2 separate regions of the Mus musculus genome follow, and region 1 is linked to region 2. A link is a loop called in an ENCODE intact Hi-C map of the cell type or tissue named here. Cell type or tissue: left cerebral cortex. All regions are shown on one strand. Each heading gives the region's core, and the rest is flanking DNA. Links, peaks and the distances in the headings are about the cores only.

Region 1 (2,500 bases), core at 1-2,500, 61 kb before region 2:
CAGAGTTCCACTAGAGTTGTCTTAAGACAAAGTATGCCAATAACCTAAGCCATGGCCATATGGTCAACCATTGGCAAATGGAGGGGCACAAAAATGTATTAGTTTTAATAATCACAGGAAAGATTATTTGATAGGAAGAAAATGATACAGTAGGCTGTACCAAATCCAGGAAATATCGAATTAATAGCAGCTGGCCAAGCCATGAAAGCGTTTTTACCAGGGACTGGTCTAGGTTAAATGCAGCTGTCTTGATGCAGCCTCTATTTTCTGCAAGTGTCTTTTCCCTCCCAGTGTGCAATGACACCCAGTGAGAATGTTTCTGCCTCTGGAGCTGTTTGAAGACAACAGGCTCCAGTATTCAAAGGCATGGGAATAAAAATAGTAAAAAAAGAGAATGTGTCAAAACAAAGAAAATAGAGAATCACACAAAATCCTCCTACCAGAGCTCTCTGCTAAAATATCAGCACAGGGCGTGGGATGGCAGAGTCTGGGTTTTTGCCTTTAGAGCTTTCTTTCTTTCTTTTTTTAATTCATGGCAAGTTTGAATATACTGAATGTAGAAACTAACACTAAGATGCGATTTGGGATTTGAGCTCTGACAGAAATGTTGATGAAAGGCTTCAGCGATTATTTGTTATCATCTCTTTGACTTGGTCCCCTTAAGCTTTAGGTTCAACACAGACAAAATGTTCTTTCTAATCCTTGTTAACTGAGACACCCTAGAAATGAAGGTTTTAAAGTCTTCATTTAGCTGGGAAGAAACAAACCCCAAATCAGATGTGGCCGTCTTAAGAAGCAGGAGAGAATGTACCTCTGTTGGCTACTTATGTGCAATTTGTCTCATTAGGAGTCTTGGAAGACGTGCGCTAGGCTTTACCAGCAGAAAACATCAGAGGACCTCCTCAAGCGCAGGCAGCCGAGAGACTGCCCGAAGGCTTTCCAGACGGGCAAAGCGGGAGTGAGACTTCCAAGAGGAAAGTAATTTCATTACTGTACCTTATCGCCCTTTTTCACCGTTCTAGTTGTCAATTTACTGATGGCTTTCTTGGCTGCGTCTCCAAGACGACGCTAAGAAAATGAAAAATAAAAAGACATTAAATGGAAGATCTCTGAATAGCCCTCATTTTAGTATGTGATGCTGAAGTAGTACACGATCTTTAATTTAAATAATTAAAGGTATGGCATCTATTATTCTAGACCACTTCTGCCATGTTATGTAAGTGCCTTCTGAAAAAGCTGTAAAAATTCAGAAAACTGGCAGCTATACCATCGATTTTGCATTCTAGTTGAATAAAAAGTGCATTTGGTGAGAGGAATCTGAGCATAGCTCCTTCTGTCTGTCTACTGTGTGAGGCCATGTTACTAGGGTCCCTTAGGGCTCTCATTCTCGCCCTGAGGCTTTCCCAGAGTACTCGAACAGCAAAAGAAACCTCCAAATCCCCACTAAGTCATCACTACTGCACTGGAGACAGACACGGCATCAAGTCTACTTCTGGCTCAGTTCACAATATACTCTGTGATCTTAGCAAAGGGTGAATGCTAGGTTTAACTCAAGATACTTTCTAAAATTGTACTTATCCAACATTGACAGACACAAAGAGCAACAACAACCCAAGGACAACATGACAGTCAATCTGCAGCCTTAAGAAGCCACCCGAACTTAGGAAATGACCAAAGACTACGCCTCATGTGGTGGTGGGAGACGGGTCAGGAACAGGAAAGCATGCCCCGAAGGCTTTGAGGAAGGGATGCCAGAGCTAAGGCTTGGAAAACGAGGACAGGGGAAGTTAGTAAGGACCAAGGGACAGGAGAATCAGAATGTTTTGGGAGTCTGAGTTCACACAGGATGAGATACAAACTGGAACTGTCTCAGACAGCCACTCTAAATACAACTGTATTTTAAACTGAGCAGAGGCACATTAAAAAAACAAAAACAAAAACAAAAAAACAAAACCAAAACCCCTGAAGGAATGGGGAGGGGAAAGAAAACCAAGGGAGACCTCACACTGTTTTGTAAGGATTGACAAAGAAAACAAAAACAGGAGAGCATGAGAGTAAAATACAAAATAAAATAATCTAATGAACATTTTCATATCTATCAGAGTGGTTTAACTATCAATATTTCACTTGTAAGTTCATATAACAATCCCCCTGTATTTTAAGAATTTCAAAGTGTCTTATATCAACTTGTCATTTCATCATCTGGGTTTCATTATGCATCTCTGACAGGGGCTTTTGTTTGATGGTACTGTCCTACTTTATAATTAACAACCCTTCATCAATACTGTCTCCTACTGAAACTATATGCTTCAAATGTCTACAGAATATCTTCTCTTTAAAATGCTTTTAAGATTTACTTTATTTTTTTATTTATATATGTGTCTGTGTGTCTGTGTGAATGTATGCTGGGTGTCTATGCTTTCTGAGACCAGAACCAAGTTCAACAGAGTTGCAGGAGGTTGTGAGGAGCAGCAAGTACTCTTAATTGTCAAACCATTTT
Region 2 (5,649 bases), core at 1-2,500:
ACTATCGGGGCCAGAGAAAACCAAAAGCAACAGGGACCCTCTCCCCTTAGCCACTACTGGGGGGAGAGGGAGGGGGAGGGGGAGTAGATGGGGGGGGGGGCTCTGATCCCTAGAGATTCACTGCAGTGTTAAATCCGTGGGATTTCAGGAACAAACCTACCGATTCCAAAAAACAGGTTAAGCATCTCGTCCACCATGAACTAGTTCTGCGCCCCTGCACCACCTCCTTTGTCTCAACTGTCCCTGAAAACTCGCATTCCAGTGCCCTCCAGTAAACAAGCTAACTAAATGAAAAAGAGGAGGACGTTCTAAGTCTCGCTCTCTTTTAGTTTTAGGGTGAAATGCAGCAGGGTTTCTGGAGCCTCTTTCCTCAGCGGGGAGCAGGCCAGGCTCCACAGCGCGAGGACCTCGAGCCCCCTGGGCCGGCGGCCGAACGGCGCGCAGACCCCCGGCCACGCCGCCCCCGCGACCCCCGCCCGGCTTCGGGCTTCGGCTCCGGCCTCACCTCCGTGGATGGGCAGCGGTGCCAGCACCTGGCCGCGGACCTCGGCCTTGGGTGAGTCGAGCCCGTAGCGCCCGCGGTCGATGCGGAACGTGAGCGGGGTGCCGCGGCCGGGCTCCTGCACCGTCACGTTGATGAGCGCCGTGTAGTACTCCTGGCTCGCGTTGTCCGCTCGCGTCGGCCACAGGCTGCAAGTCAGCAGGGCCAGCGCCGCGAGCCGGGCCGGGCCCGCTCGCGCCGCGCCGCTCATGGTCCCTCCGGCCGCCGCCGCCGCCGCCGCTCGCGGACCGGGCTCCGGGGCCGGTGCTGAGAGGCGGGGCGGGCGCGGCCCGGGCTGCGGCGGGAGCGCGCGCGCGCCTCGAAACGAGCCGGGCACGAGCACGGCCCTCCTCGGCGCCGCGGCTCCGCCGTTCGCCGCCCTCACGTCCGCGGCCCGCGCGCGAGTGCGCGCCCGTGGATCTCTCAGGGGAAGGACGGCGCGTCAGGCCGTGTGCTGTCAGGGCACCTGGAATGCCCAGGGACTAGGCCTGCGGACAGGGCCCCTGAGAGGACTCGGAGTGGTGGGAAGGAGTGGTCCCCACTGCTCGGGGAGGGTCAGCAACGCCGCCTCAGGCGCGTGCCCGCCGCCGCCCCATTCCCTCCAGCAGAGCGGCAACGCGCAAGCCCGATGCGCAAACCCGTCCGCTGCGCGTGCGCAATAGGCGCTGCCTGCTCCCGCCCTCCCGCACGAGGGCCAGGGGCGGTCCAGTCACCTGCTTGCTGGCACTGGGTTCAGTGAACTGCCCCGGGCTTCATACCCCGCTATGACCTGGATCTGTGAAGCTTTCCAAGAACCTATAGAGATGTTGGAGATACCACTAAAAGAAACTAAGCTAATCGTTAAGGTTTTAAATTAAATGTCTGTGAGAGCTAACATTTCCACTGGGTTGGTTGCATGCTGTACAATAATTGACATCAGTCGGGAGAGTGCCTTTGCGTTTGGGGCCCAGTAGACTTGGACCCAATAAGGCATCTGAGTGGTTAGCAAGGTCTGTTAGAGACGGATGTTAACTTCATCAGGTTGGTATGGTCCTCTTCCCCCACTCCCCCCTCCCCGCCCCCAGAATACCCAGAGCCACAGGCCTTCACTTCCTTTTTGTAAAATGGCATAGTACCACGGCATTTAACAAGGACTCTGCTCTGTTTCTTCAGTAATTGGGCCTCTCCTCACTGGGTGAAATGGACCCCAGTACCTATTCTCAGGATGAGACCCCGGAGGTGCCTGCCAAAGAGTCACAGGCTATGTTTGGAGCCTGCATCAGACTATCTCTAATATGAATCTCCTTTCCCCTCCCATTTGTTGGTCTAATCTTCCCTTTGCTAAAAATGTGTATGGTATTAGCAAGGGTTTTTAGTGTGTGGGGTGCTGATGCCCCTGACGAGAAGTGATAGAAGTCCACACACACCTGATACAAAACCAGGGTAGAGGAAGGAGTAAACAACGAAAATAATTTTATGGTTGGGGTCACTACAACATAAAGAACTGTATTAAAGGGTCACAGCATTAGGAAGGTTGAGAACTACTGGTGTAACAGTATATGGGAAATGAGAATGTAGTGTTTAGGGTACTTGGGTGTGGGGGGCTTCCTGGAGGATGTGGGCTGAAGTCTGAATAGAGCCCTCAGATGCCTGTCAGTGAGCTACCCTCATGCCCACCTTGACAGGGCCATTTCTCTATCTCTACCACTTTCTTTGTCTCTTAAACCTCTTTGCCTGTCTCTCTTCCCATTTCTCAGTTCATAAGAATGCCTAGATCACCTGTTTGTCCCATGTCAAATTCCCTTCTTGCCAAGCTCCACTAAGATCTCAGCTACCACCTTTGCAGGTCCCAGATTCTATTAAGAGCTTTTGTCTGTCAGGATTTGATCTGCTTGCTACCTCTAGGTGTATAAGGACAAGTGTGTAAGGCCCATGGAACAGTGCTTGGGGGACTCCAGGGGTCAAAGCCTAAGCATGGCCCCATGGGCAGTGCTGAAACTCTCAGAGAGTTGTCTAGTTTTCCAAAGTCTGTCTCCTCCTCCCCTCTCCTCCCCTCCCACTCTCCCTCCTCCTCTTTCTCTTCCTCCATAGCCTCTTAACTTCTCTTCTTCCTCTTGTGCTTCCTCGTTTGTGTTCTTAAATTTTCTAAATGACCCCAACTGGTCATACAAAGCCCCGCTCTCATTTTATCAAAAGCAGCAGTTTGCTTTTACCACAATTCCTAGTCTGATTTTCTGCCCCCACATTAATGTACTTAATGTGTCTTTTCTTTGTGTTCTTGCAACGTTTGTATTGTCTAGTATTTTGTACTTTTTAATTATTAAATCATGGAGGCAGAGGCAGGCGGATTTCTGAGTTCGAGGCCAGCCTGGTCTACAGAGTGAGTTCCAGGACAGCCAGGGCTACACAGAGAAACCCTGTCTTGAAGAACCAAAAAACAATTATTAAGTCTTACTGGGTTGTGAATGTCTTCTGTCTTTCATTCTCTTCATTCACTAGTACACTGGATTTTTAGAGTTACAGTTATTGAGGTTGATGTTGAAATGTAACATCTGGGGGCTTGGGAGGTGACTCTGGGGTAAAGTGATCACTGTGCAAACATGAGAACCTAAGTTCTGAACCCCAGAACTCACATAAAGCCACATATGGTAACACGCGTTTGTAACCCCAGAGTTTCTGTGCAAAGATGCGAAGTAGAGCTAGGAAAATAACCAGGAAAGACCTTGCCTCAAACAACATAGAAGGCAAGGACAGCCACTTATGGTTGTCTTCTGACCTCCACACGTGTACCATGGCTTGAACACATCCATACAGACAGTGAACAAGCACACACACACACACACACACACACACACACACACACTTCCTAAGGAATGTAACATCGGTAGGAAAGTGCAGAAATCTTGTGTGTACACCGGGCAAATATTTCCAAGGTGAAAGCCATTTTATAACAACTGGAACAAAACAAAAAGCAGCACTAAAACCCTGAAAGTCTCCCTGGCCGCCTGTGACGAACACCCAGGTATTCTTATTCCTGAGGCTATAGATTAGTTTGATTTACATAAATGGGACCACACAGCACCTACTCACTGGTGTCTGGTTTCTTAATGGTATGTCTGAAATTAATTTTCTGTCATTTTAATTTAGTCATGGTTCTTTTTTATTTCCTGTGTAGTATTCCATGATTGATTTATCCATTTTCCTATTCATGAGCACTGTTATTGATTTTTCTCTAGGGACTATGGAAAACAGGGGTGCTGGGAAATCTGTTTTGTTTCTATGCTGCCACACCTCCTTGTTGTCCTCTCCTCGGGCTGTTGACCTTTGAGCCTGCGGCCTTACTCATGCAGGACAATTGCTCTGCCACCTAGCTTTATGCTACAACCTGTTTGCTATGGCTTGAATATTTATTCCCAAGCATTTGTGTGTAGTGACCTAATCTCTAATGTCATATGTTGATGGCATTTAGAGGTCACTGGGTCAGGAGGGTGCTGGCTTTTGAATAGATCGATCTGTTGATGGATTTGTGGAGTAATGGACCAGTAAGTTACTGAGGAATGACTTAGTTATAAAAGCAAAGTAGAGGTCACTGGACAACCGTGAGTGTCTGTCCTTGCCTTCTATGTTGTTGGAGGCAAGATCTTTTCTGGTTATTCTCCTAGCTCTGATCTTCCTTCTACCATGATAAGATACAGCAAGAAAGCCCTCCACAAATAGTGCCATGATCTTAGACCTCCAAGCCTTCAGAACTATAAGCCAGACACATATCCAGCCTTTATTGGTTACCCAATTTCAGGTAATATATTATAGCCACAGAAAATGCACTGTGTCAGCAGGGTTGGGCGTTGCTGTCTTGCATCCCTGAGAGTGTGCTTTAGAGTTGCAGGGCAGGCGTATACTTAGCTCTGGAAGAAGCACCACTACCTTTTCTTAGCTATCCTCTCGTTACCCCAACTCGAATCTCTCTTCTCGGTCTCTGTGTTTGAGGCCTTCACTGTTGTTATTGATCACATTCCATCCCCAAACTATGACCAAGGATAAATTGTTACAGAAGGTGGTCCAATACAATAATGCAGGCTTGCTGGAGTTGTGTCCTGTGGATCCTCCAATCCTCAGGGTGCCACAGGTGGCCTATACCCCTAACACAGAGCCATGTAGGAACTGCTTCTAATGCTAGCATATTCACCCCAGATTCACTCCCTCCTCCTTGGGAATGATGTGAACAGGTGTGTCCTGTTCCTAAAATGGTTTCACAGAGATAGGCTCTAGGGTCCCAGAGTCATCAGTTCCAACACATAGTTACTTTTCTATTGTTGTGATAAAACACCAAGATCAAGCATTATGTAGCTAAAGATGGACCTTGAACTTCTGACCTTCTTGCTTCTACTTCCCAAATGCTGGGATTGCAGGTGTGCCACCACTTCTGGTTTTAAAGTGCCCACTTCAATGTTATCTTCCCCTTTGCTGTGAGTGATTTGGTTTTCAATGGCAGCCTTATCACCTGTCTTTAGCTATCACCCACTTGGCCAACATTGAAGAGACCCTAGATTCCATCCCCTACCATAGAGGAAAAGAATGCATGTGGGGGAGGGTAGTAAAAAGAAGAGAGAAGGGAGGGAGGATTCTTGAAGAAAATTATTTGAGTAATAATTAAATAGGACCTGAACATAGTAAAATTCTGAAATTGATTTTTTTTTAAAGTCAAACTCTAGAACAACTGATAGAAAAGAGTGGGGATATGAGAGAAGCACTCAGGCCTGGGCTCACATCAGGGGTGCACTGGAGCCATTGTTAAGTGTTCAGGAATTAGAGAGACAGTTGTTAAATCGTTGATTCCCTGAAATTAACCATGATATCGGGGCAACATTTTCACCACGGAAACTGACAGTCCCTAGGAACTAGGATGTTCTCAGGATGCTGTGTGCTCCTTCTTCCCCTCTCCCTCTATTTCTTCCTTATTTTGGGGGGTGATTTATATAAAAGCCAGTGTTTCACATATGTGTTTGGCCGCAGGTCAACTGGATGGAATCTGCTTGTCCCATTGCCTCAAAGTCAGCATCCCTCTATGAAATAAGGTTCCTGGCACCTCTAGTTTTAACAGGTTCTAATCTGATGATGAGTACCTGCAA

The links. A loop is a pair of places that touch in the nucleus more often than their neighbours do. Peaks named below come from ENCODE experiments on the same cell type or tissue, not always from the same donor. Only the 100,000 strongest peaks of a DNase experiment are listed, where the experiment ranks them.
Region 1: it touches region 2 in a loop (2.0-fold over the local background); 7 of 42 quality-filtered maps call a loop at or near these places.

What each region holds. Positions count from the first base shown.
Region 1 is chr11:50,084,309-50,086,808 of GRCm38, reverse strand. Rnf130 (ring finger protein 130) reads right to left here. Exons shown (of 9, transcript NM_021540.4): 4 at 997-1,068. Among named protein-coding and RNA genes, the nearest start is that of Mir340, 16 kb to the right of the region's middle. In left cerebral cortex, for the core only: no CTCF peak of the experiment used is centred there; DNase peaks (open chromatin) are centred at 432, 787 and 1,323; H3K27ac peaks cover 1,187 bases.
Region 2 is chr11:50,020,504-50,026,152 of GRCm38, reverse strand. Rnf130 (ring finger protein 130) reads right to left here and starts at 822. Exons shown (of 9, transcript NM_021540.4): 1 at 506-822. The coding sequence starts at 752. In left cerebral cortex, for the core only: a CTCF peak has its summit at 1,204; DNase peaks (open chromatin) are centred at 204 and 1,166; H3K4me3 peaks cover 1,578 bases; H3K27ac peaks cover 1,461 bases.